Linked DNA regions of Mus musculus: regions 1, 2, 4, 5 and 6 are each linked to region 3. A link is a loop called in an ENCODE intact Hi-C map of the cell type or tissue named here. Cell type or tissue: left cerebral cortex. All regions are shown on one strand.

What was found. Peaks named below come from ENCODE experiments on the same cell type or tissue, not always from the same donor. Only the 100,000 strongest peaks of a DNase experiment are listed, where the experiment ranks them.
Region 1: a loop joins it to region 3, with 5 times the contacts of the local background. A loop is called at or near these places in 22 of 42 quality-filtered maps.
Region 2: it touches region 3 in a loop (8-fold over the local background); 31 of 42 quality-filtered maps call a loop at or near these places.
Region 4: a loop joins it to region 3, with 4 times the contacts of the local background. A loop is called at or near these places in 17 of 42 quality-filtered maps.
Region 5: a loop joins it to region 3, with 4 times the contacts of the local background. A loop is called at or near these places in 17 of 42 quality-filtered maps.
Region 6: it touches region 3 in a loop (5-fold over the local background); 8 of 42 quality-filtered maps call a loop at or near these places.

The regions. Positions count from the first base shown.
Region 1 is chr13:54,111,140-54,116,139 of GRCm38, forward strand. No RefSeq gene overlaps it. Among named protein-coding and RNA genes, the nearest start is that of Gm52069, 23 kb to the left of the region's middle. In left cerebral cortex, a CTCF peak has its summit at 2,850; DNase peaks (open chromatin) are centred at 2,855, 3,737 and 4,801; H3K27ac peaks cover 790 bases.
Region 2 is chr13:54,245,624-54,250,623 of GRCm38, forward strand. No RefSeq gene overlaps it. Among named protein-coding and RNA genes, the nearest start is that of Gm16578, 25 kb to the left of the region's middle. In left cerebral cortex, a CTCF peak has its summit at 2,123 (motif pointing right); DNase peaks (open chromatin) are centred at 708 and 2,105; H3K27ac peaks cover 243 bases.
Region 3 is chr13:54,370,265-54,375,264 of GRCm38, forward strand. It overlaps Cplx2 (complexin 2), which reads left to right and starts at 1,085. Exons shown (of 4, transcript NM_009946.3): 1 at 1,085-1,311. All of the region lies in intron 1 of LOC115488208 (a long non-coding RNA gene), which reads right to left. In left cerebral cortex, CTCF peaks have their summits at 1,254 and 2,685 (motif pointing left); DNase peaks (open chromatin) are centred at 848, 1,253, 1,428, 2,637 and 3 more places; H3K4me3 peaks cover 4,240 bases; H3K27ac peaks cover 4,335 bases.
Region 4 is chr13:54,435,104-54,440,103 of GRCm38, forward strand. No RefSeq gene overlaps it. Among named protein-coding and RNA genes, the nearest start is that of Thoc3, 31 kb to the right of the region's middle. In left cerebral cortex, no CTCF peak of the experiment used is centred here; no DNase peak of the experiment used is centred here.
Region 5 is chr13:54,444,454-54,449,453 of GRCm38, forward strand. No RefSeq gene overlaps it. Among named protein-coding and RNA genes, the nearest start is that of Thoc3, 22 kb to the right of the region's middle. In left cerebral cortex, CTCF peaks have their summits at 2,725 (motif pointing left) and 3,618; DNase peaks (open chromatin) are centred at 2,718 and 3,579.
Region 6 is chr13:54,301,224-54,306,223 of GRCm38, forward strand. The region is part of intron 2 of LOC115488208 (a long non-coding RNA gene); the gene reads right to left. It also overlaps a transcript of Cplx2 not described here. Among named protein-coding and RNA genes, the nearest start is that of Gm40955, 20 kb to the left of the region's middle. In left cerebral cortex, CTCF peaks have their summits at 1,579 and 2,216; DNase peaks (open chromatin) are centred at 670, 1,402, 2,322 and 2,580; H3K4me3 peaks cover 2,342 bases; H3K27ac peaks cover 2,714 bases.

The sequences.
Region 1 (5,000 bases), 260 kb before region 3:
ATTTCTGAGTTCGAGGCCAGCCTGGTCTACAAAGTGAGTTCCAGGACAGCCAGAGCTATACAGAGAAACCCTGTCTCGAAAAACCAAAAGAAAAAAAATTAGTGTCAAGGATTGGTGCTTGCCCATGGGATGGGTCTCAAGTTGGGCCTGTTATTGGTTCGCCATTCCCTCAGAGTTGTGCATTCTTGAGTCTGACCTCAATCTACTGAGCTAGAATCAGTTTGAAAGTCCTAGCAACAGCCACATTTCTGGTGTTCCAGGGGTCAGCTGGCTGCCTTAGGGGAACCTGAGGTAGCATTTGATCCTCTGTGATTCTGTGTTTAGTATTCACAAGCTTCCATAAGGCAAGGAAGCCATTGGTGACATGCTTCAGACAAAATTAACAAGCTTACAAAGACGAGAACTTGCTATTTTACCCATTGGCATGTATCTATCACGCAGAATAATTGGTAAAAACCAAGCATCTTTGTCGCCACTGGGTTCAAGCTGAGCTCTTGGCATAAACATCCTCATGTCCTGTCCAGATAAAGAAAGGAATCTTCCGTATCATGGGGAAGTTGTAATTCAGGTGCAAAAAGAAAATGAAATACCAACTTTTTCTGGGAACAGAGCTGAGAATGAGTGTATGGTCTCTGGGGATCTGGGGCAGGGAGAGTAAGGACCAACAGCTTGGTCCACACCCAGCCTCTTCTGGAAGAGGGTAGAGCTGAAGATGATCTGCATGGCCTGCTTAACTCTGGAGCACATATGTCCTTTCTCAGAAGATGTGAGACTCTGAGGGGTGGCTTGACATGTCTGGTGACACTCGCTCCCCAAGCCTGTGTCTCCACCCATATCTGCCCAACTTGGAGGTGATCTGCCCAGCCTCGGCCTCTCCATCTGTAGTTACAATGTAAGTTACAATGATGCAGTGCTCTAAGATCTCCATGGTAACTCCCCATAGTTACAATGTAACTGTCTACCGGCTCTACAGTAACTCCCCCAAAGGTTTCTCTGAGCATTGTCTCCATTAAAAGTAAGAATTGTCATAAAGAAAGAAACAATGACAACAAAAGTCATGATGCAAGAACAGATCCCAAGCATGGGAGATGGCTCAGCCTGTAAAGCTTCTGCCGTACAAGCACGAGGTCCTGAGTTCTGATCCCAGATCCCAAGTGAAAAGCCAGGGGAGGTAGGCCATGCCTACAACCCCAGTGCAAAAAGGAGACAGACAGCTGGTCCTTGAAACTCACAGGCTGACCATCCTTGTCTTGTCAGTCAAGTTTAGTCTCTGTGAGAGACGATCTCTCAAAGAAAAAAGGTGAAGAGCAACCAAACATACTTGAAGTCTACTGCTGGCCTCCATATGCATGCACAAGCAAACATGTGCCCATCATATACATGTATACACTACACAGTAGCAAGTATGGATAACATGCTGGGGAGAGGGAGAGGGAGTGGGAGAGGGACAGGGAGAGAGAGAGAGAACCACAGACCTTACCTGAAACACTCAAAAGACTATGAAAGGGTCTGTTTAGACAGATGCACATACTTGATAATAACACAGAGTCTGAAATCACATCCAGTCAAAGTCGAAGCTTAGCATTGCCGTGTCCCAGAATAGGATCAATGGTTGTTCCTGGAACAGTGTTACATCACTGGAGACTGAGAACTGCTGTTCTCATGTCCACTCTATACTTCTTGAATCAGAAACTAGAGAGAGACCTAGCCAGCTTTCACATACACCCTGAGTGGTGCTGAAAGACACAGACTTGAGAAACGCTGGCTGTGGCTGGACTCTCCTGACTTGGATTCAACTCTGTTTCTTAAAGTAAGGCAGGTAAAGCTCTTTAAACCACAGTTCCTACAGCTGTAATGTGAAGACAGCACTTCCTTCCCTGGGTGGTAACGAGGATTCACATAGCATGTAGCCTGGCTTCCTTCCCTGCGTGGTAATGAGGGTTAACATAGCATAGCATAACATGGCATGGTGCACGCTCAATACTCTGACCTGGAGTTTCACGGCGTTTTGTCTGCGGCCCAACTAGAAAGTGAGAATGCCCAATTGCAGAGTACAAGTCTGACAGTATCTGATGACATTTTATAAAACTTTCATGCCTCCTTGTTAACCACTTTAGTTCTACAAATCAATCCCATGGAAATATGCTCTCTGGCTTCTCCCATGCGAGCCGTGTGAACTGAGTATGTTGGGGAAGCAGGTAAGGGACTGGGGTGGCAGAGAGGTTGGAGGACGTTCCCAGAGGATGGCGAGATATTTCCTAGCAAAAGATAATAGGCATGCACTGTTATAGGAGTAATCAAAGACATTAGAACGCAAGTCCTTTAGTATTTTTTAAAGTCTTGCAAAATAGACATATTGGTACATTTCAGTTGACTGTCACAGTGTGCACTAAGCAGAGAAGAAAGGCTGCCACTGGGCACTAAGACCGACGCTGGCCTGAGGTTTACTTTTTCCCCTCTTTTCTGTTTCTCGAACTCAGGACATGTTCATTGCTATTGAAAAATAATTCTACAGTAGAGCACAATAGTACTTACTTTTGTTCTTAGCACTCAGGAAGCAGAGACCTCTGTAAATCTGAGGTTGAAGAGATAAAGTGTCCTAAAGTAATGAAGACCTAAGTTCAATCCCCAGTGTCTGCATAAAAAAGCTGGGTGCAACAACCGGTGATCACTTGTAACCCAGAACTGGAGAGACACAGACCAGCAGATCTCTTGGGGCTCACTGGCAGGCAGCCTGGCCTAGCCTCAGGCCAATGAGAGACTCCTATCTCACATCTCCTTGTCAGGCCTGCGCCAGGGTTTGCAATCCCAGCTCCGGACCAGAGAGGAACGGCAGTACTGTGAAGTGACACCAGAGAGCAGCATTGCCTGCAAGATCTCAAGGCTGATGCTAGATGCTTCCAGGAGCTGCCTGCTGGTGGCAAGAGGCTGCAGGCTAGTCCCAAGCTTAAGCAGGTGGTCCTAAAGGCTTGGAAGAAAGACACAATTCCCCCAGCAGTAGCTATTGCTGTTGTTGGAGTCCGTGGGCAGGATGGAATCCTCCCCATGTGCATTTCTTTGGGGTACATTGTAAAAGGGGGTCTTCAGCGAAAGTAAGAGAAAGGCATGGTCACACCCCAGACTAAGGTGGGCAGGGCTCTGCCCTTGACCTCTGTGCCACCAGAGCTGATGGTATTCCAGGAGCTCAGAGAATGAGCATTGAACTTTTTGTGAAAGGGGACAGAGTGGGAGTGCCCCCAGCAAGCCTTTTGAGCCATCCCCAATGGGCGCGGAGATCACCAGGAAGGGAAACTATGCCAAGACCTAGAGATCAGAGCAGCATGCAGCAGCTTAGGAAAAAGCCCACGAATCCCGGTCCTGGGAGCTCTGAGCACCTGAGACGGCACGGCTTCAGCCTCAACCCTGGGCTTCCTTCACAGCCTGGCGCTGCCACTGCTTCGGTGAGCCTCTTCTCAGAGCCTATCTCCTCATCTTTAATATGGGCCAATCTGTTCCACTGAGCAGTCTGAACATTAATATTCCCAGGGAACCCTGGGCCAGTGGCCTGTTTGTGTCCCCCAATCCCTTGGCCTTTTCCTCTATAATAACATCTAAATGGAAAAGCTCCCACGCTGCTTCCAGGAGCTTCGTTTGGGTGGTCCCGGAAAGCCATCCTGCTGCCTTCAGGGCCAGGAGCGTAGATCCAACAGGGCTGACAGCAGTCACCAGCCAGGCTCTGTTCTCATCCCTTTTTCTAGTAGACTGTGCGCTACTCTGATAATGAAAATGCTGACTACAGAAGCAGTGGCTCTGACAAAGATGGTAATATGAGAGAACAGCCTTTTAAAACTAAAAATAGAGAGGAAAATACCGGTTCTATTGAAATAAGAACGGGCCCAACCCCGTGGTACGGACTCTGAATAACAATTTCAGATGAGGAAGGAAGGGCTGGGAATCCACTTTCAGAGAGGAGCCATGTGGGGTGAGGAAGGGTGAGAAGCTTTAAGGGGACTGTGGGGGTGAGGACAGAGAAAGTGGAACAGGCCAGGAGACATCAAAGAAGGTGGTGGTGGTGCTGGTGGTGGGAGCTGGTAGTGGTCGTAATGGAGGAGGAGGGAAAGGAGAAGGAGGAGGAGGAGGGCAGAGAGGAGGACAGAGAGGTGGAGGGAGGAGGATAGAGTGGAGGAGGAGAAAGATGGAGAAGAGAAGGGGAGAAGGATGAAGAGGAGAAGGGGAGGAGGAAGGAGAGGTGGAGGAGGAGGAGGACAGAGAGGAGGATGGAGAAGAGGAGGAGAAGGAGGTGATGAGGAGGAAGAGGAGGAGGGAGAGGGAAATGAAGCCCCTACGTGAAGTAGGGTTGCTACAGAGGAAAAGGCAGTGTGCTGTGAACTTAGCGTGAGAAACAAAGGAATCTCCACGTGCTTAGAGTCTCCCAGCAAAATCTGGAGGAGGCAGGTCCAATTCCATCCATCTGAGAACAGAGCCAGAGGTTGGGGAGGTGTGATCTGGAGGGACAAGGACAGAGACTGACAGCAATGGGACATCACTGAAAGTTGACTGAGCATTAGAGCACTCGCTGTTTGAGTATGTAGACAGCACGCATTTTTAATCCCAAGTTTCATTCCAAGTTCATTTGAGAGGGAATTAAAGGGGTCGTGTCCATTAAAGGGGTCTTGTCCTCCGGTCCCTTCCAAACCTCTCTCAGTGAGAGCTTAGGCTGGGGACTGGAATTTTTAAGCACTGGGAGCCTATTTTAAGATGCATCTCTGGCTGAGAACTTCTAGTAACAGGAACGTACCAGAAATCGTTCCGTGGTTCTGGCAATGCTAGGAAGCAGATTAAGGCCCACACAGTTGCACTCTGTCCAGCACAGTGCAGAGCTTACTAACATGTGTTCTCTCTCATGTAGTTCTCGCCCATCAATGAGCCCCATTGTGCAGAAATTCAGCTTATTCCTCCCTAGAGAACACTTCATTTCATCCCTCATGAGCCCTGTGAATGACTTTAGAAATGGCCACCTC
Region 2 (5,000 bases), 120 kb before region 3:
GATTCATGGAGACTGTGAGGGTATTTGCTCAAGGTACCAGAGAGAGTGGGGAGTGGGAGAGCAGGACACTAGAGAGCAGGAAGGACCTTAATAGAGGGTATCACACAACAAGAGCGAGCAAGTCTCTCAGCTCAGCCCATCTCTCCTCAGAAAGCTGTAATAAGGACAGAGAGGCCTACCCTCCTGTCCGCCCTCCTACCCATCTTCCTGCCCATCCTCTTGCCCACCCTCCTATCCACTCTCCTGCCCAACTTCCTGTCCACCCTTCTGCCCACCCTCCTGCCCACCTTCCTGTCCACTCTCCTGCCTACCTTCCTGTCCACCCTCCTGCCCACCTTCTTCTCCACCCTCCTGCCCACCTTCCTGCCCACCCTCCTGCCTACCCTCTTGCCCATTCTCCTGCCCACCCTCCTACCCACCCTCCTGCCCACCCTCCTGTTTCACTCAACCATGTTTGCCCCCCAAGTTCCCAGCCTCCAAATACCGTTGACCCATGATCTTGGAGATTAAACCTTCTGACACATAAACCCTGGTGACAAATATCATAGAAACCTTTGTCATGTTCAAATGATCCAAAGCAAGGATCACCACACCATCCTGCACTCAGAGAGCTAGTTATACCAGGACACAAACACCAGAAGTATGGGCTGTTGGAGAGCCTGCCTACCTGCACTGGCTCAGCTCATGACTTCCGGTTATGGGGGTGGTTAGGATGTTGCTTTTCCAAGCTCTACAAAACTTAAGCTCAGAATCGCCCTTTGCTAAGAAGCCTGTGAGGCTCCTGTTCACCACACCTCAGGTCCCATCTTCGAGGACTCAGAAGAATCCCCGTACCTCCTACTGTGCCAAGCCCAAGGCTGTGCTCTCTGAGCTGCTCCCAAGAGTTGAGTGCTCCCCAGAGCACTACCCAGCATCCTGGACAGATAAGTAAAGCCCAATTCAAAGGGAGCTTCCGTGAAGGACAGAAATTACCACCTCCAGTTCCAATTACCAGCTGAGCTAATTGCAAAAGTAATTGCAATTGAAGGGTCTAATTATGAGGCTGGGCCAGAGAAGCATTTCCTCCCTTCCGCCTCTGAGTACCCGCCCGCTCCCTCCTAGGGGGCTCAGACAGGGTGGAAACCCCATCCTGAGAGAATGGGGGCCTAGCCTGTGCCCCAGGGGCCAGACTAGTAAAGCAAAGCCAGATTTCTTCCTACCCCCATAAGGAGTTTCCACCCATGAGGGGGGCCTCTTCCGTTGTCTTGTACCACCTAGCCCATTACTGGGCCACTGAGAGCCAGGAATTATGAGCACCAAGTTCTTCAATGTCAATACCCATACCTGGGTATTTCTTACCCTGTCCTTCCCTGTGGACACTGTGTGTTGTCATTGTTGGAACCCTGTCAGAATGGCCCCTCCAACTGCCTTGGGGACTGGGATCGAATGGCTCATCTGGTCCAGGATACCCAACCTCGCCCTTGGATACCCCCAAGCTCAGCTCACAGACAACCCAGAGGAGGTGTTCATAAATAAGCAGGGCACACGAGGGTCAGCTAAGGGGGTCTAGAGTCAGCAGACCTTCCTACCCAACTATAGCTCCAACCAGCAACTCCTCTCAGGAGGCTCTGCCCCTTAAGAGATCTTCTTGAGCTGCCAGTCTTGTTGCCTTGTAGAGATTCAGGGCCAAGGAAAGGCCTGGGCTCACCTGATAACAGGATTAGGGACTGTCTGTCCATAGTGCCATGGACTGGGGGACCAAGCCTTTAAACATGGGGACCTTCTATATCCAAACTACAGCATTTTCCCATTTATCTAGGGCTCCCATCATGCCCAGGACTGTGGACATCTATCTGTGGGTCTAATCATCCTTTGAGGCTGGAGCAAAGGCTGTGCCCATCCTTCATCATTTCAGCAGGGAAAATTCAGGTGTCTCAGTTGACAGTTGTAAATTAATTAGTAACAAGTGTATATACCGTGAGTAAACAAGACCTGCAACAGCTACAGTGTGTCTCGGCATGCTGAAACAGTCATTTCTCCAGAAACTAGAAGCCATGCCACTAGGCTAGGCTCCAACACACCCACGGCTACCAGCTTGAAAGTCCCAGCCAAACTGCCAGCACCCAGAGCATCAGGGCATGAGCATCCACCAGGGGGCAGAGCAGGACCATAATACCCATTTGGCTAGAGCTGGCACCACCTAAACAAGGCAGAACCACCCCAGGTGAGGGTTACAGAGTCTTAGCTACTAGGTTAGACAGAAGGAGACCAAGGCTAAGGAGACAGGCAGAGGCAGCATCAAGTCATCCTATCTACGCTGTGGGAGTTTTAAGTAAATTCTTTCCACCTGGAGTCATGGCTTCCCTAACGTGTGTGTAAGATTGTTTTTAATGTCCTTAAGAGTTTCTTGGAGACATTCATCTGCCAAACACAAGTTAGTAATGGGCTAAATCACTGTTCAATTTCTAAAAGATGCCGCGTTAATCTGACTTCGGCTTGGGAGAGGGGGAAACACCAATCCCAAAGCTCTGTTAGGAAAAGTGTTGATTAATTGACTGTTAACAATGATCTGAGCTACAACCAGAAAAAGACAACCCAGGCCATTTCTCAATCTTATATTGAAGAGAGATGAGAGGATAGTTGAGCAAGGCTTCTGAGTGCCAACTGAATTAGCCGTTAGGGGTTTCTCACCTAACAAGAGTGGAGTGCCGGCTGAGGGGTCTGCACCATTTCGTCTCTCCGCCGCCTCTCAGCAGCCCCGGGACTGTGGGGCCAGCACAGTCTATGTGTGTCCTGCGCTATGGTGCTTAGAGGAAGGCTTTGAGAAATACTGACCGTTCCACTGTCTGCCTCAGCTTCGGTCTGCATCATCAGGAAACGCTGACTGCAAGCTCTGAACACTGACTTGAGTAAAGTTAATCTATCAGGAAGCTGAGAGGAAACAAGGGGAGCCTAGAGGGTTGGATTCAGCAAGTCTGAAGCAGCCTGGGGTCGGAGGGAGGGGGTCAGGGCGCTTCTTCTCTCAGGGTAATCGCTTTGCCTCTGTGATGGACGATCTGTGATCAGCCGTGAATCTAAATGTCTGGTGTCTGCTCACACGCAACCTCGGCGGGCTAGCTTGGAGAATGCCACTCATAATGAAGAAAGAATAGGTCCTCCAGGGAGTAGGGCAAAGGATCTGAGGAACCCAGGGCCAGCCAAGGTTCATGTCACAAGCTAAATCAGCGAGTCTGCGCTGGGAATCAAGCCCCCAACACACACACACACACACACACACACACACACACATGCTTTCTGGTCCCTGAGTCTGACTCTGTATCACCAAACATGGAAAGGTGGGCCTGGGGAAGGAACAGGCAGTGTCCTTTCTTGGGGATGAGCAGAGTTCAATGAGAGGCTTGTGGAAGACCAAGTAGACTGAGTGAATGCATGGGAGGTATCGGGAGAGACAGAGCCCTCTGTGCAGAAATATGAGCCTCAGCTGTTGCTAGTCCCAGCGCTGACAACTATTTCCTGAGTGAACACTGCCAAGCCCTGGGAGTCTCCAAGTCCAGCTGTATCATCAGTAAAGATTTTCCTGGACAAGCTCACGTGCCCTCAGGCAGCTCTCTGGCCAGCAGTGCTTCCCTTACCAAGAACAGGAATGTAGCTTCCGTGGTGACAACACTCAGCTATCCTGAGCACACTCACACATGTACACACTTTCTCTAATTGCCAGGCTCTGGTGCAACAGGGGCCCTAGGCACTGCTGGTCATTAAATGGCAAGTTCCCAGAACCAGGGGAGCTGGCTTCCCAGGAGTTGATTCCCCCATTCACTAGCTGTGTGGTCCTGGGAAAGTGGTGGATGTTAAAGCTCAGAGGAATCTGCGTCCCTCGGGTCCAGCTCTCCACCGGCAGCAGACCCAGGCCACAGATTCCAGGATGAGACATCTGGAGAGAAGGTGACTCAGTGCAGCCCAATCCTGCCACTGGAGACTCAGCCAACATGTGGGTCCAGAGTTCTATTTATATCCAAAGGTGGTATTTACCAAAATCATATGTTGGTACAGAAAGAGCTTTTATGAAATTAGACCTGGGGAATATATGGGTATTCAAGCCCTATAGAAATCTCTGATATCCCCACAGACGAATTAAAAAAAAAAATTAGCCCAGAGAGGGTTTTTTGTTTTTGTTTTTGTTTTTTTTAATGACGTTCCTCCCTTTCTGCCCATATCTTGAACAGTCCTTCCCTGGGTTCAGGATGTTTTTAGACTAGCACACTATAGAGAGCACAGCACAGCACAAAGAGGTACCCAAGAGCTTTCGGGATTCACACCTCCCCAGGGGCATAGCCCCCCATCTTCCAAACTACTCTAAGAGACAGGCCATTAACTGTTCTGCAACCACACAGTGTGAGTCCCAGCTTCCCTACCTGGGATCTCCATGCCCTTTCCTCCCACTGCCCATCCCCTGGGCCAGTCCCACGTGATTTAGGTTTGTTGTTATGGCAACATTTTCACTCCCGGATGCTGTTTGCATTAATTATAGTAATGCAAGATGTGGGGATACGTGGATCCCAAGTGTTCAAAGCACTAGAACATGGCTCCTTCTTCACACGACGGTCTGTGGGCCCTGCGATCCTGATCAATGAAAGACCTCTTCACTAGGATCCTGTCAGGCCTCCATCACTGCAGACAGCTCCCCTTGAAGACAAGGGCCCTGTTTCTAACTTGTATGACGGTGGGAGACAGTGAGGAGGGGCAAGGCTCAGCACCGCCTCTTCCATCCACCAGGCCAGAGCTTTGAATGCAGCTGTGGCAGGAACTGGGAGAAGCCAGCCATCAAAAGGGATTCCCAACAATGATCTTTAGGAGCTTCTCCCTGGCCCTCACATCCGTTGTCGGCCATGCATTCATCTGACTTGCCACGTGCTTTGTGCAAGTCTCAAGCCAAATTGACACCAGGCTTGTGCATTTGGCTTCCGGTCACCAGACACCAAAGGAGCACACAACTGACATTCCAGTGTAGTTCACATCTATAG
Region 3 (5,000 bases):
CCCTCCCTGGATTCTGCCCTACCGCAGCTTGCAGCTCTTGCTCCTGGGAGAGAAGCCATCTCATCTCAGAAGCAGAAGTCATCCCCACTCTGACATAGCTCTGATGGATGCATGAACTTCTGCACTGCTTCCAAAGGCCAGGTGCAAGGCCCTCCCCACTGGAGCCATTTTCCTACACCTCTGGCTGGATGAAAAGAAGGGGCGGGGAGCCAATAGGTGGCAGGCAGAAAGGAGAGGCTCATTAGGAGAGAGGGGGAAAGATGAGTATGGGGGGAGGCTGAGCGAGTAGTAGGGGTCCCCCTGTTGTCTACTCCCTTCTCTTCCCTGGGCTTAGGAGGGAAAGCAGCGCCTTCTAGAATAACATAACCAGAGAACTATTCCTTCTTCCGAGGATAACACATCTACAGAAGACCAGGAGTAGCTCACCTAGGGTTCCCGCTGCAATTTTGCAGCAGTCTTTCTGCTTCTGGGTCCAGAGCAGAGAGCCACTCACCCACTAGGAGGGCCTTCCTCATCCCACACACCAGTGGTTCTGGAGTGAGCGCATAGCTGGACACTACAGTCATAAACTGCAGAAACGATGTGACAGTGGACTGTCTAGTCCAGAAGCCGCTCCCAGGCACAAAGAAGGGGTGATTGAAACTGGGGCTCCTTTAGGGAATTGGGCACCCCAACGGGAGTGTGCCTATCGTAGTGTGCCCAGAGTAACCAAAGAGAACTTTCCTGAAGAGGTGATTACTTGAGTTTCTGCTTTTAAAATCCTTTCTTCCACTCGTGCCCCCAAAGCCCTTCCAAACCTTCGAGCTTGTGGTTCTTGAACACGGAGGAGTTGGGAATGAAGCCTAGCTGCAGGCAGATCGGTACAGCTTAACGCGGAGAGAATAAAAGAGTAGAAAGGAGATAAGGAAGAGAGGGGAAAATGAGGGGGAGGAGACAGTGAGAGGGAAAGGAGAATGAAGAGAGGGGGAACAGGAAAGAGAGGGGAGAAAAGGGAGGGAGTGCAGGAGGGAGGAAAAGGGAGGGAGAGAGAGAGGGAGGGAAGAGAGAGAGAGAGAGAGAGAGAGAGAGAGAGAGAGAGAGAGAGGTTTTGAATTTCCCTTCTGGAAGAGAAGCTGTACGGCGTCAGGGCCTGGCTGAGGGGCGTGATTGGAGGGCGCCTTAGGCATCCGCCCGCCCGCGGCAGCAGCCTCGGCCCCAGCTTGCCTGGCGGAGTTACACCAGGCAGCGGCGCGAGCTGGCTGAGCACACGGCACCGCCTGCTGGAGTCAGCCGGAGCCCTGCAGTGGCTTAGACGGTTGCTGGGACCACCAGGTCGGTGCTGGCCGTGGGCCGGGGAGGCGGAGCCGGGCTGGGGGCAGTGGGGGAACGCTCTGGCTCCGGAACAGCGGGGAAGCCGGGCAGTGTAGCTTTGAGGGGCTCCCCAAGACCGCGGGGCGCTGCGCTGGGACTGCGGCCCCTACCCGCTCGCTGTGGTGCTGAAGGGACAGCTCCCCGCGGAGGCCAGGGGGACCGCTGGAGCTGCAGACTCGGGGCAGGAAGATGTGGGCAGATGCGCACCCGGAGCAGTGGGGCTTGGGGAGCTCCGACCGCCCCGAGTGCGGAGACTCAAGTGTGAACCTGGAGAACAACTTCGAGCCCGCAAGACTAGGGTGGGGGACGTGGTCCTCGGCTGCTTGGGGTGTGGCTACCCCTGAAGCCCTCCCGGACCCTCTGCTACAGGAGCAGAGAGTCACCCCGAGGGGTAGAGTTCGGTTCCCAAGGGAACCCGAGGGTGGCAGAGGCCAGGTGGAGAGAGGAGAGGCCACGTCGGTGGGGGGCAGGGGGGCTATTTGTCCTCTTCCCGCAGGAGCGCTGTTGGAGTAGCACGAGCCTGTGCAGGGTCACAGGCTGCTCCTCAGTCTCAGACCCTCCTCTCCCTGGCAAAGTTTAAGAGCAGGCGAAGGTTCAGAATTGAGAGGCAAGTGTTGGGGGAAGGGGACACGCACTGACCAACTAAGGGCCCCAGGGCAGAGCTGTTGGTCTCCATGAGGGCCGGGGGAGCGGCGCCTGGAAGCCTGCCCTCTCTTCTGTGGGGGGAAAACCCCCGCACTTTCATGACCCAGACGACTGATCCTTTTACTCTGGCCGGACCTCGCTGCACCCCCCGCCCCCCCCCCCCCACACACACACACCCTCCCCGCCACCTCTGAGACGTCTTGCTGCTAGGGGCGTGGGGTGGGGAAGTAGGGGAGACGTCCTCTGTCTCAGCCACTGCCATTAGCGTGGAGTCCCTTGCAAAAAAACAAAAAACAAAAAAACAACGGAGTGTTGAATTGAGTTGTGATTGTAGCCCGTACTTGAATCAGAGAAAAACAGCCGCAAAGACAAACACTGCAGGTGCTCATGTGTGCTTGTCAGAAGGAGGGGCCCGGTTTCTGGGACTCGAACTGGAACTAGAGCAGGTGCCTTAGCTGCCTTTGGCTGGGACTGACAGCAGGGGTGTGGGAGTGTGGGGTCTGGAGGAAAGATGAGGGGCCTGCCCTGGGTCCCCGGTGACTGGCAGCATGGAAACATTTGCATCAGCCTACCTACACCCCCTCCCCCTTTCCCCCAGTCCAACACCCTACCAGCAGCACCATCCTCCACCCCCACCAGCTTCCTTCCCGCGCGGAGACAGACGGCAGCTTTCCGCAGCACCGCTGAGGAGCGCCTCCTGGCGGTGAGGCCCAAATTCTCAACTGCACACAATCTGCAGGCCCTCTCTCCCGCGGTCCTCCTGGTAGCTCCAGGCGCGCACGCACACACACACACACACACACACACACACACACACACACACACACACACACACACACGCCAGTGTCTAAGAGGTTTAGAATCAGACATGCAGGCTCATGCTTTGAGCCCGTGCACACAACACTAAATTCCACTGAGCAAGCACGCTGAAGAGGATATCCTCTGAGGAGCCTCCAGATAGGTGAAATGGGTAAGACAGGCAACAGAGAAGCTCCCCAGATCACAAAGAAACGATACCCAGACAGCAAGAGCATGAATAGAAAGTGCTTTAGGTCTCACAAAAGCAACCCATCCTGTCGTGTCAGGGAGAACAGGGTCTGCACGAAGGGAAGTACTGTTAGCAAAGGGTCTTAGAAAAGTTGGCACTGTTGTGGATGCCTATGACAACAACAAGGACACTTACTGGCTTAGACACCTGATTTGCATAATCTCGGTGCTCACAGCAGGCCTTGCACGAGGCATCAACCGTCTCCATTTTACACATGAGAAAACATTAAGTCAGGTCAACATCATTTAATAAGTAGTAGTGCCAAGATCTGAGCCAGCAGGGATGAGGTTAACCGGTCCTGAGGCTGTGGGACTAGTACGACCAAATCACCCTGCCTCAGGTGGAGGTGGAAATAACATTTGGGGCAGGGGGTTGCTGGTTAAGACACAGCAATGTACAAGAGATGAGACATGAAAGGCAAAGAAAGATGTCCCGTTCCAGACTGCAGGGTTTGAAGGTTGGAGCACAGGCTGTGGTAGGTTTAACAAAGGCCACGGGAAGCCAGTTGCAGGGTCGTAAGTTTGCGTGAGCAAATCTGCCTTTGAGGAAGATGAATCTGAGGGTGATGTGGAAGATAGGGACGAGCTGGAGAGACAGAGTCATGAAGCAAGGCAGTAAAGCAGTAGGAAGAGGTGGCGGGTAAACAGTGACTGTGCCTCTATCCCAGTCAAGGCCACCTAAGCCTGTGTGCTCTGCTATGAGGTTAACTAACAGCTAGGAGGACCAGTGTTGGAAAATGCCCCTGTTCTCTTCCGTAGCCCCTGGTAGACAGTAGGTACTCAGGAGTGCAGGGTGAGTGAGTGAGTGGGTGTGTGTATGTGTAGTGAATGGAGGTTTTGGTTGAGACAATTCTGGCAAAACATGCAGGAGAACAAGATGGGAGCCCTGTAAGGACAGGCTTGATCTCCCAGAGACTGAAATGGAAACAGCATACAGCAGAGGGTTAAAAACGTGCAGGCTTTGGAGAGAAAGCTGCCGCCACGCCACCGTGCATCTGTGTGACTAACTAAGGCTCCTAAATCAGTAGGCACAGATGGGAGATTTCCATGGGAGGAACAGAGGAAAGAGAAGGAAGAGTTTGCTTAGAGAAGGAACCAACAAGGAAGAGGACAGAAGACCTGTTTGGGGAGACCCGGGAGCCACAAGGGTGCTGTGTCATGGAATTCAGATCTGAGACGGCTGAAAGTGGGGGAGGGGTAATGATCAGCACTAAACGCTATGAAAAGAGAAAGAGGCAGAGGACTGTGGACACCCCTGGTCAGGCACGGGTCTCCTAGCCATGCTGGTGAAGGTGAAGTGGGCTGTGTGTGAAAACAGCAGGTCTCAGGAGCAGTAAGGAGGTGAGGAGGTGAGGGGAAGACTCTCCGGTTCACTCCAGGGCAGAGAGTCAAAGAAAGTCATAGTTAAAGTAAAGGCTTGGGGAAGGGAGGAGACCCAAGAGACTGAGAAAGGACAGTAAAGATGTAAGGAAGGTGTGAGGATGGATCGATAGAGAAAGAAGTACAGAGAGAAAAATCTAGATTGGCTTCATCTAGGAGGAGGGAGTTCCCTGGAGCTAGGAGCGGGGAGGTTGCAGGTGTGCGCAATAGCTTTCATTAATGACAGCATGAGTGACTTCCATTTGCTGAGCACCTGTCACGTGACAAACACATCTCACAGATGATTTCTAACCTTCAGACTGGCCATGGAGCCCTCCTTTTATAGAGAAGACCCAGTTTCAAAGGGCTGCCTCACTGGAAGAAAGGGCCCCTTCAACAGCCAGCCCGGCCTGGAGGGAAGTCTTCTGTTAAGAAGGGGGTGTTACAATAGGCAGTGGTGGCACACGCCTTTAATCCCAGCACTCGGGAGGCAGAGGCAGGTGTATTTCTGAGTTCGAGGCCAGGCTGGTCTACAGAGAGAGTTCCAGGAAAGCCAGGGCTACACAGAGAAACCCTGTCTCAGGAAAAAAGAAAGAAAG
Region 4 (5,000 bases), 65 kb after region 3:
GCAAATGGTTTATTTAAAGTGGCATTCTCTATACCTATGTTCTGATATAAAGATCGGATCAATGGGTTTTTGAATCTTCATTCTGCTGTGACCTGATAATTAAACCTTACCTCGTCTGATTCGACATCTCTACAATGAAGCCTAAAATTATTTCTTCAGTGAGATATTCGATAATCCTTTGTTAAATAGTGGGAGGGGGCACTACCCCGACTAAGGAATGAGAGCCAATCCACAGAGTGCTAATCCCAAATATGCAAAGAGAAAGGCCACCAACCCTAATCATCGTAGCCAAAAAAAGTAAAGTAAGCCATAAATTAAAACAAGCATTTTTTATTCCCGAGCATAAGCCACCTCCCCCTAAGGTAGGGTTAAAGAGGTCAGCATTGGACATGGAGAGATAAAGGTCTTATATATCAGGAGGCGGGGGGTGGGGGGGCTTCCAAATGGAACATTTAGTGAGCAAAACAGTTACAGATGCAGAACATGCCAGGGTGGGCATGACAACCCTTTGAAACAGGTTACAAGATGGACATTACAACTTTCTGAAACAAACGTATGGTTGCCATTTCCTGGAACAGGCAGTACAGAGCCATTTGCGGTTAAGGTTACAGGTGGGGCACAGCCCAATTTTTGAGAAACAGAGATTTAATCACAAACAGTAATGAGCCAAGTTTGTCTTTCCTAGAAGATGGCTTTCCATCCTAAGATGGAGGCAGACTGGTTTATCAGGAGCCCTTAGAAACAGGAGTCAACAGATGGTCTTGTTTGGTTATCTTCCCAATGGAAACACCAAAGCCATTAAAATACATGAAACACAATTTCTAAGACATTGGACATCAGGTAACAGAAGACAGTGGTCTCTGAGAGACATGAAATTTGTGACAGTGCAGAAGAAGCAGATGTTAGCAGATACCGAAAGTCAAAGAGCTAGATCAAGTCAGCTAGAATTCCCACGTTAGGAAAAAGAGAACAGGGGCTGGGGAGATGGCTCAGCGGTTAAGACCACTGACTGCTCTTCCGAAGGCCCTGAGTTCAATTCCCAGCAACCACATGGTGGCTCACAACCATCTGTAATGAGACCTGATGCCCTCTTCTGAGGTGTCTGAAGACAGCTACAGTGTACTTACATATAATAGTAAATAAATCTTTGGGCTGGAGTGAGCAGGGCCTGGAGCAAGCAGAGGTCCTGAGTTCAATTCCCAGCAACTACATGATGGCTCACAACCATCTGCACAGCCACAATGTACTCATATACATACATACATAAATAAATAAATAAATAAATAAATAAATAAATAAATAAATAAATCTAAAAAGAAGGAGAGGGAGAGAGAGACAGAGACAGAGACAGAGACAGAGACAGAGACAGAGACAGAGACAGAGAGAGATAACAGAAAGCTGCCCGGAACAGCAAGCAGGTCTGATCAGCTGGTCAGACCAGGAGAGCCCTGAAGCTGTGCAGACTTGTCTAAAAGAGCTGAAGGACTTGCTATCTGGCATTCACATGGGGCCAGAAACAGGACTTAGAGCCACCAGTCCAGAGAGCAAAGGCTAAACTCCCCAGCACATCAGATGGAGCGCCCTGAGGGTCTTTCTGGAGTCATATGATGTCATTCCCCAGAGATGGAATAATGTTGTGAGCCTTCCCAACAGATCATAGGAGGACCCAATGAGATCAACGTGTTTTCAAATAACTTAATTCCAGAGAAGGGGTTAACAGGAACACAGACATATCCAACAGTAACAAAACTCACGCCAGCTGGCATTGATCAAAGATTATCAAGAAATGCAGAGAGTATGAATAAACCACTATGAAGAGAGTGTCCCACCAGCTAGGAACCAAGAACTGACACAGACGCTAGCATTAGGACACGAGGTTATTAAAACAGTTAAGATAACTCTAACCCACAAATTGTAAAAGAAAAGCAGCTATCTGAGCTAAAGATGAAGAACACCCAAAGGGAACCGCTAAAAACTATACTGAGACTTTATCGAAAATAATATGAGCCCACACGCATCAACTTGTAGACAAGAGTCAGGCCGTCTGTTACGCACACAATCCAAGTCATAAAGTACTGAGGGAGACATTCAAAGAAACAATAAAAAACTGTGTAAAGATAAGAGAGTGACACAGTACAGCCAATTTTATCAAAACTAGCAAACAGCTTAAAGGCAGCTGGAGAAAACAGGCACATGATACAGTGATCTGGGGAGGTAACAATGGCACATGATACGGGGAGATTGAGAGGTAATGAAGGCACATGATACAGTTAGCTGAAGAGTTAACAAAGGAACAGACATCACGTGAGAAATAACCCACTGGAGAAGATGGCAGCATCCCTCATCAAGGAACTGTCACTGTGGAAATCTATTACACAATGAGGATATTTTTAAAGTCACAGTGAACACATAGGTGTACAAGAGTCGGAGATAGTGACCATCAAACCCACACCATAAGAAACATTAACAGAGGGCTGGAGGGATAACTCAGTGGTTAGAGCACTGACTACTCTTGTAGAGGACCTGAGTTCAGTCCCCAGCACCCACATGGTGGCTCACAACCATCCACAACTCCAGTCCCAGGAGATCTGGTGCCCTTTCCTGACCTCTGTGGGCACCAGGCACTCACCATGGTGCACAGACATTCATATATGAGCAAAACATCCATACAAATAAAATAAATATGTTTGAATGTTAACTGGAGACCCTACATAAAAAAGAACCATATTTTATAGCAGTCCAGAACTACACAAAGGAATAGAAAGCACCAAAGAATGGAAACATGTCAGTAAATATATAAGATTATAAGATTTTTTCTCCTTATCCCTTGGAGTCCTTAAAAAAAAAAAACAAAATACCCAAGGGGCAGTGTGGGGTAGAAGAGCCAGCAACCCAGGGAGCCAGACCTGTGACCACCTGTACCCCACCCAGCCATGCCCTGCTGGAGACCAGGACAATGCCTGTGGCTTATGTTACCACTGAGGGTCACGCAGGCATCCTTGGTCGTGCTGCACCGGCTGCCGAGCTGTTTACACTTAAAATGTTTCCAAATCTTTCCCTCCTTAATGCCTTAGATCTGCTTGGAGTTGCCTTTTGTGCAGATGGTGGTCTAACTGCATTCTTCTACAGGGAGATGCTCAGTTGCCATAGAATCCCCTGGCAGAGAGACTGTCTTTTTTTTTCCCAGTGTTTATTTTTGGTTGTCTTTGTCAAAACTCAGATGGCTGTAGCTGTGTGGCTCACATCTAGACCTCTGTGTCCTGTTTTATGTCTATTCATTAATCCAGTATAGTTAACTTAAAATCATGGTGGCAATGCCTCCAGGATTCTTCTCTTTGGCTTAGCGTTGATCTGGCTGTCTGGGATATTTTGTGCTTCTATATGAGTGTTAGGGTTTCTTTTTCTTTTTCTTTTTTTTTTTTTTTCTATATGGAAGGGTATTTGGAATTTTGATGAGGATTTTACTGGGTGAGTAGACTGGTTTTGGTAAGTTAGCCACTTTCACAATATTAATCCTCCCAAACCATGAGCCTGGGAGGCCTTTCTGTCTCCAGTGTCTTCTTTAATATCTTGAGCGTTTTAAAGGCTTCAACTGCTTCTTTCATAGATTTGCTCTGAAGTATTTCTGAAGCAATTGTGCCTCTCTAGGGCGTGCCATCATGACTTATAAAGGAAGTTTCCTTCCCCCACCAGCTGACAACAGTGACCTATGGGCATAGACAGGAATTCTTAGAAGGCAGTTAGACAGGTGCATTATGTCTATCCATAAAAAACAATAGTAGTTGTTTCCCCACTGGTACCAATGACTTCCCCAGATGTAACTTTTATCCCCAGATATAGTGCCAGAAATGAGTTCACAGTCTACAGAGTGGCGTTTAATCAGTAAGCTGTTAGCTGAATGCAAAACTGTCTAGGTCACTTCTACACCTGTTGTCACACCCTGCTTGGCATAGTGTGGCAACTGTGTATCTATAGGTAGAAGAATGCGGCTAGATCAAAGGCTTTAAGGTTGACACTGAAAATAATCAGAGGGAAGGATTTGGAAACATTTTAGCTCAGCAGCCGGTGCAACACAGACCAGGGACTGGATGACCCCCAGTGGTAACATAAGCCACAGCCAAGTAGGAGGATTGAAAATTCTCCCCTAGGACCCCACAGACTACCTCAGCATCATGAAGGCCAGTGGTAGGGAGAAGGCTTCAGTTTGGTCCCACTCTGATTTCTGTGCCTTGTAATTAACATATGTACACATGTATATAACGTATGTAACAAATGTAACGTATGTAACATATTAACTTAAGGTTTTATTATCTGGCACTATCACTGGCCAATAGCACTGACAATGGCCTTATTGTTATGAGGACTTCCGAGCTTCCCTGACCAACAACCCACAGGGAAGTAAGCCATCTCTGACACTGGGATTTTTTTTTTTAAATTTAGCAGCCTTAAGACTTTCGAGAGTGTCTTCCTCCATCCTCCCCAAACATGTGGGATAACCTTTTTTAAAATTGTACTGGGTTTTTTTAACGGTCTTTTAAAAAAGGATGTTTGTATAAATCTGTAAAACACTCAAAGGTCACCATTATGTAATGAATCTTTTTTTTTTACAGAGAGTGGGCAGAATCTCTGAAGGCCACGATCCATTCCATTCCAAGTAAGTGCAAGTTAGTCTTCAAACTAAGGGGTCACCAAAAGTAAACGCTAGCAAGATCCAACACCCCGTGGAAACTTCTCGCCACTTTTATCAGTTCTTTTGCCAAAGAGCAAGATGAGGTACAGAAGCGTGAACGGGAGACCCTACCCCACCTAAGCTATAATCTCCTGACATTTCCCTTGAGCCACCTGCCCTCCTCATCCTGGATGCTGCTCTTGCCATGGAGTTGCTGTGTACCTCTTTGCCTCTAAAGGACATCAGCAGGGCCAGCTTGTGCTGTTTGATCTGGCTCAGCCCCAAGCAAGGGCTGCACTCTGGCCTGCCCGCCTGTGCCTGCTGCTGGAGC
Region 5 (5,000 bases), 74 kb after region 3:
AACCGATGCCTCCCAGAAAGACAGGCTCTTTGTAACGTGTTTTCACGTTGTCTTAAGCCAGTGGTTCTCCACCTGTGTCATGAACCCGTTGGGGGCTGTATATCAGATACCCTGCAAACCAGATATTCGCAGTATAGTTCCATGGCTGTGGGGCCATTCCAGGTCACCTGGAGGTGAATGACTCAGCCCGTTCTCTTCTGCTGTGGTGGTTCCCTTCTGCACCTCATGCCCAGAAACGGAATCAGCATGACTGAGGACAGAAGGCACCGAAGCCACCAGCCAAAGTAATGTTACCTCCTTGAAACTGGTTCTCATATTTGACCTAGAAATGCCAGACTAACTAACCACAGTCTAGTCCTGAGGGCAGGGGCTAAAGGAAGGTTGTGGAAGGTCATCTGTGTGCCAAGCACCCTCCAGCAGGACCTAAGGTTCAGAATCAAAAAGTCTGCCGTGCCCTCAGAGAGAGAGCTGTGTGGGCACCGTGGCTGGAGTGTGAGGTCACAGTTTATCACAGACCAGAAGCAGAGGGGATGAGGGCTGGTATTCATGGGCATTCTCCACCACCTTTGGAGTCAGTGTGTGACCCCAGTCCACTGTATTGTGCTGCCTACATTAAAAGTGGGTCTTCCCAGGCTGCGGGGATGGCCCGGGGTGGGGGTGGGGGGTTAGGAGCACTGACTGCTCTTCCAGAAGTTCGATTCCCAGCAACCACATGGTGGCTCACAACCATCTGTAATGGGATCCGATGCCCTCTTCTGGTGTGTCTGAAGACAGCAACAGTATACTCATATACAAGGAAGGAAGGAAGGAAGGAAGGAAGGAAGGAAGGAAGGAAGGAAGGAAGAAAGAAAGAAAGAAAGAAAGAAAGAAAGAAAGAAAGAAAGAAAGAAAGAAAGAAAGAAAGAAAGAAAGAAAGAAAGAAAGATCTGAGTCTTATAAAAGATCCTTATCTCCTTATCTCATTGGTGGTATGATCTCAAAGAGGATTTGGGGATCCTGGCCCCTTTTTTAAAAAGTGAGTCTTCCCTTCTCTGTTAAACCTCTTTACACACACACACACACACACACACACACACACACGAGAATGGAGTAAAGAGTGTCTCTAGTGGGTGACCCCAGGATTCAAACCCAGGCAGTCCAACAATGAATCTGTGCTTTTAACTGACACCCATGCTGTGGGACCCAGAGTTCCTGGGGTGATTTGTTATAGCTCTGGCGTTCTCCTTCCTAGTGTCTATATACTCCCTCTGGAAAGAACATTGATAGCAGTGAACTGAACCATTCCTAAAACTTTAAAAAGAGAAAGGCTTGGACTATGGAGTTAGGCACACCCAGTTGGAACAGCTGATAGGACCATCTTTGAGCCCTGTAGCCTACAGTCAGTGTTGACTGTCAATATAACTGCACTGAGAGTCACCACAAAGCCACTCTCTGGCTTGTGTGAGGGGTTTTCCAGGCAGGTCTAACGGAGATGGTGAGATGTACCTATGATGTGGGGGCACCATCCCAAGGGCTGGGCTCACACACTGACATCTCCCTCTGCTGGGGATGAACTGTGACCAGCTGCCACATTCTCCAGCCGCCACTCCTGCACAGCCATAGGCCATACCCGCAAGCCATGAGTCAAAAATAAACCTGTATGAAATCTTAAAATTGTGCTTTTTTTTCCCCTCCTGGGCATTTGGTTTCAGCAATGAGATAATTAACTAAGATACCTCCCTGAGCACTTTCTTTGGGATTAAAATACCCCATGGGCAGCTGGAAGAGATAAAGCTCCCAGGACATGGTGTTTCAGGGTACGTTGAACTCACATCTCTGTGGCGGAGTGCACCCTCTGTGTGAAGGTGTATACAGTTGTGTGTTCGTGGTATGCAGTATAGAAGTCAAACCCCTGTATGGTTCTTGGGAGCTATCCACACTGTTTTCCCAGAATTTGCAAATTTAGCTAGGCTGGCTGGTCAGTAAACCGGAGCGGGGGGGGGGGGGGGGGGAGGGCGGGGGGGGTCCACCTGTCTCTGCCTCCAGGGCACTAAACTACAACCACCCTGGGTTTCTTTACGGGTGTTCTGGAGATCCAGATTTTGTGTTTGCATGGCAAAAGCACTTTACCCACTAAGCTATCTCCCCAGCCCACTTCTTATGGATGTTTATGGAATAAATCAATATACAGGGCTTGCATGAGGTATAGCTCCAAAGGCTATGAAGGTGATTCAACTGTCTTTCCCCCCCTATTCACACTCCATGACCTTGGATGGAAAACCTCCTTCCCGTCTCTAAAACGATCCAGCCAGCGCTGTTTAGTGGGCCCATAGAAACGCTGCCCCCGGCCAGCCTTCAAAATGGATTAAGGATTTGAGGCTCAGTTTAATACTCTACACACAAGATCAAAGAACACAGGAAAGAGCTGGCAAGCAGGGAGGGTGCAAGATGGAGCAGACCCCAAGCAACTAGCCAAGCTGCAGGGCATGGGCCCCACGTCCTGTACAGTCTGTGTCTTTAGAAATTAAAGCACACATTTCTGCTGACCCCCAGACCCAGAGCAAGCAGGAGCACGAAGGAACCTCGAGTAATTTTTCAAAACCATCAGCATGTGTTCAGCGGAAGAAAAGAGGGGTTGTTCAAGGCAGAGACACAGTCCAGCTCAACAGGGAATTTAAGGCTGAAAGCAGACAGCCGCACTGCATCCTGGAGCGGGTTTCCAACCGCAGCCTTGCCTCTGCTTCCCTCTAGTGGCCACACAGGGAATGGTCCACGGATCTTAACAGCACCACTGAGAGAGGATCACCAAGCTTCGAACCTGTAAACCACCTCCGTTACCTTCCCTCCTACAGCCGCTAGCCTGGGTGGGTCCCTTGCCCTCTGGACTCTGCTACAGTCTCCCTAGTGGCACCAATAAGATCACAAACAGCCTCCTACTGCAGGATGCTGTTCGCAGGAACTGTGCCGAGCAGTCTCGGGTCACCCAGAGTTCTTACAACTCTCTTTGGAATCAGGTAGTATCTAGTCTACAGGAGAGGAAACTGAGGCTCATAAAAGTTTAAAAGGCCAAGGCCATACGGCTACTGGGGCGGGGGGGGGGGGGGAGGATCTGTAGTTTAATCCGTTTACAAGCCGGAGCTGTGTCCTTGTACAAAGCAGCAGTGTCTCCTTGACAGTGTTGGGCGTTAACTTGGAGGCTTGACTACTAGCTAGTGGAGAGATTAGACGGTAGTGAAATTCAAGATGTGGGGCCTAGTCGAGGAAGCAATTCACTGGGGCATCCCTTAAAGAGGGTATTTCTATCTCCTGTTTCTCCCTCTCCCTCTCCCTCTCCCTCTCCCTCTCCCTCTCCCTCTCCCTCTCCCTCTCCCTCTCCCTCTCCCTCTCCCTCTCCCTCTCTGTCCCCCCCCTCACTCTCCCTCCCTCCCTCTCTCCCTCCCTCCACTGAAATAAACATTTCCTTTGAAGTTCCGGTATTCTGTTCCAGCAATGCGCAGCCAACAGAAAAGCTAAAACTCGAGGGCCAGACCTAACAGCAGGAGTTTAAGCTGATTCTGCGGCTTTTCTGAGCAGAAGCTATGCAGCAGCCTCCAGCATTGCTCCCTTCTGATCTGCAAGGCTCCACACTGCCCCAGGTGGTCTTTCTTAAAACAGAACTTCCAACTGCTTAAAGACCGGCAAGGCACTTAAGCTGACCCCCTTAGCTCAACTGTTGGCCCCTTCACAGCCAGCCCCACCACCTCCTCCCTTTAGCGAGAAATAAGCAATAAGCGGGGCTCTCTCTCGGAAACTCTCTCTGAGCGCAAAGCCTAACTGAAGGAGTGCTTTCGGGGCTGTGAGAGAGCCCCCTTAGAGCGGAGCTCACCGGAAGACACTCCCTCCTCACCTGTGGAAAAGCCCCTGCTTGGGGAGGTGAGCACTTGGGAAAGATCTGCCTGCCTGCAGCCAAAAGCCTGAGGCCACGTGACATTGCTGTCCAAGAGCTTCCAACCCCCAAAAGAGCCAACCAAACTGATTAGAAGCGGAGTCAGGGTCACACACCTGTGGATGCTGAGATGCCAACGATTTCATCAAAGGGTCCCAATGCACAAATCTCATTCTGGTTCTCCAGATCCCACGTATCAAGACTTGAGGCTGGGAGAGGAACCGGAGATCCAGGAGCCGGATGGATGAGGCCTGGGCTCCTTATATGTTTTATGATCTCTTTTGGCCAGAAAATTCTTACAGAACCACGGGTGTGTAAGTATATAAAATAGGGATACAAATCAAACACAAATTTTGTCATTTAGGGATTTTTATTTACATTTTACTATGTAGCTCTGACTGGCTTTGAACTCACAGAGATCTGCCTGCCTCTATCTCCCAAACACTGGGGTTAAAGTTGTGGACTCATGACACCCAGCAAGGAAATTTATTTTTAAAATTTTTGGTATACATGTTACCGTTTATTAAAACTAAAGCAAATTTTCATACCATGGCATTGTGTCTGTTTTCTGTGTAAAGAATAAAATACTAACAGCATATTTGAATGTGTGGGGTATTTCCATGTCTTTCAGAGTTGATAAGTATATTTTTGATTTAAAATGGTCAATAACGAGAATGCCATTTCACATACACAGTACAAAACGACAGAAGCGTATTTAGGCTGCTCCAGAAGTTGTTGGAGACTGTTCTAATTCCAAGTCAAACTTCATTTAATGACTTATTTAAATGAAACTCAACTCAACAGCAATTTTTAAAAATCAAACACCCTAACTCGGTACAACCCAAGACCCAAAGATTGCTTTGGTACTCACCTGCTGAGCCCTGTTGAGAAACACTGAAGTCTTTGTTTTCCGTAATTAAACCATTCTGTGGAAAAGCATTAAACTTACCATGTACCATCAAAGCACTGCAATTCATAACAGGCAGAAGCCCCCGGTCTGAGCTGAGGTATTTGCGGACCATTCACTCGCACTGCGTATCATGGCGGCACCCGGCCCAAAGTGCACAGTCCTGTGTTCAGAGCTGGGGCTGCAGTA
Region 6 (5,000 bases), 69 kb before region 3:
AAAGATGAGTCTGTGGTGTGCATATTAAGATAAAATCTGCTCAGAATGCTCACAGCTGGTCACACCACAGTCCCCTAAAGACAGCTGGAGGCATGGAAGAAGGGCAGGCATTGTGGCACATGACTGCAGTCCCAACATTTGGAAGGTGGAGGCAGGAGGAGAAGCCGGCTGTGCAACATGAGACCCTGCCTCCAAATGAGAGCATATGGGAAGACTGGGTAGGCCTTGTGCAAATTCAACACATTTTATGGGAGAAATCTGAGCATCTTCAGGGTTTTGTATCAAGTTCCTAGAACAGATCCCCCCATGGATAACAAGGAATGGCTGTCAATTTATTCCAGAGAGTAGTAATGACTAAAGAACTGAAAGTTGATTGTCCGTACAGCAAAGGAAAATTGTAAATAAAGTCAATGATATCATGATATGATGCTATTGTCTACGAACGTATTGGACACACTTTAATTAAACACATGGTCAGAGATGGCCTCCTTGACAGAGCGGCATTTGAGTTTTGAGCTAAAACACAAATGACTAGAAGGATTCAGCCCTGTGAGAGACGATGATGAGGGTGGCAAGCAAAGAAAATAGCAACTTTTTTTTTAAGCAGCTCAGGGTGGAAATTGAGGTCATTGGAAGGGAAGTTGGTGACTCAGAGGACAAGTGTTGGTGTTAAAGCTGCCAAATGGGGCCTTTGAGGCTGCGAGGAAAATATGGAAATCAAATGAGCAGTCGCATGAGGAAAAGGGAGTCCCCTGCCTTTGCAGTTACAAGTGAACAACTATTGTGTGCTAGGTGCTGGAGATCCCGAGGAAAATGTGGACCCAGCTTTTACAAGGTCGGTAGCTGGGGTGTAAATAATTATAATATACGACCAAACATCTAGTAAAAAGATTTATAGGGTGACCCTCCAGCAGGAGAGATTTCACTGACACTAGAACACTTCACTTTGTGGATTAAATCTAAGTAGTAAGGTTGCTGCCAAAAGGTACGAGACCTGGGTGCTAAGGCCCTGGATGAGTCTGCTCAGGGTCCTGTCTCACGTTGAGAACCAGGAAGACTCGGTCTTTTGCTAGTGAATGGCCTTAAATATCCTATCTTCAGAAAGATCTCCCTGGGGGACGGTTAATGACACATCCGAAGGAGATACCAAAGACAACTGAGCGGAGCCTACAGCTGAACAGGTAGGTGTACAGATATGGAGAGAGGGGGAAAGAGATTTCCAAGTCGAGATGTCCTAGCAACAGACACCCCCACCCCGTGTCCACAAACTTCAAGACAGAGCTACGAGTCTAGGGAACTCCCCTGTCTCCCTCTTGCCTTCCCTGCCGTTTCTTCTGCCACTCGCTGTTGTCCCAGCAGCCAGCCCCCGCCTCCCTTCTCAGGAAGCTCGGGTCTCCCTGGGAGCCTGGCTGCCCTTGGGGGAGGCCTCTGAGCTGTGTGCCCTGCAGCTCCGCTAGCTTTCGGGGTGACATTAGAGGGGCTCTGCGCCCCCCGCGTGGCTCGCGCTAAGCCCAACAGGAGGGAGCCTCTCGGCGGAGGAGTGAGGAGGACGGGAGGGAGAGGCGCGCCAGAGCCTCGGTCCCGGGCGCCCTGGTCGGCCGCGGAGGAACTGCAGCCTCCAACAGGTTCGTAAACCGCGCTCGCTCAGCGTCGCCAGCCGAGTGGCCCGGGGAGACCCTGGCCGAGGGCCCGCGCTGTCCGTAGCCCTGAGCGCCGCCGCTCCGGCCTCTCCCTCCGCAGCGCTTTCTGTCCCCCCCCACCCCCCGCACCCTTCCACACCGCCCGGGGGACAGCTCCCGGCTCCGGCGGGGCTCGGCGCGCAGCGGGTCCGAGCGGCCCCCGGGGCTCTGAGCTCTCTCACGGGGACTCGCCGGGACGCGGCATCCCGGCCGCGACCCACGGAGCGCAGCGCCAGGGCCTGAACGCTCCCGGGGCGAAAGGCTTGCCCTGTCGGGGACTCCCGTTCCTCCCCGAGCGGCAGCGCGGGCGCGCTGGACCCAGGCCTAGTCACCGCTGCGGCCCCATCCTGGGTCTGCGGTCCCCGGGGCCTGGCGGAGCAATGGCGGGGCTCAGCTAGGACTGGGAGAGAGGGTGGAGGGGACCGGCACAGGAGGGTCCCCGGCTCCAGCGGGGCGAGCTGGGCCTAGTCTGCACTGGGAGGCAGGAGTGCGCCGCCCCCCTTTCCTGCAAACGGCCACCCCACCTCCGGGTGGCGGACTCGGGAGAGACCAACCCAGAAGCCTGCGGCTGCTGGCTGCCACCGCTGGTCTGCCCGGAACATCCCTAGAAAGTGTGAGGCTGAGTTTCCGTCGGGGAGGAGGGGGAAGGGGCTGAGAAACAACAGGGAAGCCTCTGGAAGGAGCGGGGCAGAGGCAGGCTCCCCTCCTTCTGGTCCAGGGCTCCACCCCCACCTAAAGAAAAAAAATCCGAGCTTGCCAGCAAGGGAGGAAGCCGAAGCGACCGGGGCAGCAGGTAGCAAAAGGCGGTTTTGCTCTGAGAGAGACTACAATTAACGAGAAAAGAGGCTGAGCCTGAGAAGCTGGGAGGTTCCCAGACAGGGAAGCCAGCTCCTGGGCAGAAAACCAACCAGAGAAGAAAGATCTCCTCTCGGGAGTTGAAGCTGGGAGGGCCCTCGTGTCACGTGACCCTCTAGTGCTCTCAAAGATTCTCTCGCAGGCAGACAGGGCCTAGGGAGCAGAGGTGTCCCCTAAAAATCACTCAGCAATTTAGTAGTAGAATTGAGCCTAGAACCCAGGCAGGCTCCTTAACTCCTGGAACCATACGGACCCAGACGCGGAAGAACAGGTGGCCTCTGCTCTGAACCCAGCCTCAACTTTAGCATTTGGTAGCACACAGCGACGGATAAATAACCTCCTGAAGCCTCCTTGACTATTCAAGAGGGGTGATAGCGTGAGCAGTACACACTGGGTTAAGGCTTAATGTCATAGCTATGTAGTGAGTTTAGTGCGGTGCCTGGCACATTAGAACTGAAAATAAATAAACCGAGTAGCTGTCATCATTAATTATTCCTTCTGAAAACGTGTTCGGGGACACATTTTGGGAGGATGAAGAAGTGCCCCAAGGATGCCACAGGCCAGCAGAGGAAGCAAAAAGTAAAATTAAAATATGGTGTGATAAGTACTCAGGCTAGTAAACAAGGCTGTGGGACTTCGGAGGCAGGAGTGTTGGATTGTGGGAGAAAAGAGATGGCAGACAGATGGAGCTGTGTACAAAGGCCTGGAGGTATGAAATTACAGCTGCCCGGGTGATGTCACCATGTCAGAAGGTCCCCAGGATGGAAGGCTGAGGCCAGTCCCCAAAGTGCCTTTTCTGGATGGAGTGTTTCAAGTATATTTATAATAGAGGGGGAAAAAATAGGAGCTAGGGACGTGGCTCAGTCTTTAGGGCAGCAGTGGCACATGTGCCAAGCCCTGGGTTTGATCCCCAGTGCCACATAAACCTGGCCAAGGAACACAGGACTGTAATCCCAGGTGGAGGCAGGAAGATCGGGGATTCAAAGTTATCCTTGACTACAAAGTGAGTTCAAGGCCAGTCTGTACCTCAGGAGACACTAGAGAGGGAGGGAGCAGGGCAGGGGGATGACACCGCCCAGCTTCAGTAGCTGACCAATTTAACTTCCCCTATACCTATATTCACTCTCATCACACATACATACATACATACATACATACATACATACATACACACATACCACACATGCACTGGGTACATACACATACATACACCACCACCACCACCACATACACACACCATGTACACATACCACATATACCACAGACATCACACCACACACCATACACACACAACACACAACATATATCACACACTCACCACCACTACTACCACCACATATATACCACCCACATATACACAATACACACCATACATGCACACACCACATACACACACACCACACCACATACACAGCACACACACACACTGACTTATTTTTGAAAAAGCCTAAGACATCACGTAAGACTTCATATCATTGTATGCAGAGATATTTTCAACATCAGTAACCCCTTTCTGTCACCCAGACATCTGGGCCACCTTAGATGTTATTAAATCTTGACTGTCCTGCCTCCTCTGGTACTCTCCAGTTCTCAGCAGGAAGTTTTAAGGAATAAGCCATATTGTGCTGACACATACATTAGAAGAAGCTACTTTGAGAAGAGTCAGAAGATGACAAACATTACGCAGACAGAATTGTATGACGATGGTACACCAGCCAGTGTCCAGAAAGAAAACCAAAACACTAATAGAGTCCTGTGAAGAAAAACTGAGTTTCCCCTTCAAGTGGCCTTCATTGTGAATTCATACAGTGGGGGTATGGTGATCAATAAGTCACTTTTACTGAATCATGGGCATCCCCTGTATCTTTGAATGGATCACACATACAGCTTTTCAGCTCACTGTTTGCCTAGATGTGTGCTTTGGCTTTCCTGGTACATGCAGAGTATGCTATTTCCTTCCCCCACTCTAAAATAGGGCAGGGGATGTTTACCCGGTCTCCGGGATGAAGGTTGTGTGTGGCAGCTAGTCTTTGAGACCTGGCAAGCTTCCTTTGTAGGCTTTAGAAGTGACTTGAAGGTAGGTTAGTGGTACCAAGCCTCCAGCCGCTGTGCTTACTTCCCAGGTGGCTCCCTGGTTCTTGTTAGCAAAGGCCTCTGAAGTTAGGCACCCATACTCCATCTCTGTGGAGTTCTGCTCCTGATAGGATTACCCCAATGAACATGAAGCCTTTTTCTCCATTTGCCCTGAATTTGGCCACACCTCCCTCTGGGCTACAGACTACAGCTCCTTTGATGTAGTCAATGAGTAGTATTTGGCCCAGGCTCGGGCAGAACTCAGACTTCAGTGTCTCTGTAGAGTATAAAGTCTCTCCAGTGACTGCTGCAATGTGACAGCTATGCTGAGTGGCTGTGCCTTCATTGGGCTCTGGTGTTCTGACTCAGACGTTAGTATTTTTCCCTTTTCAG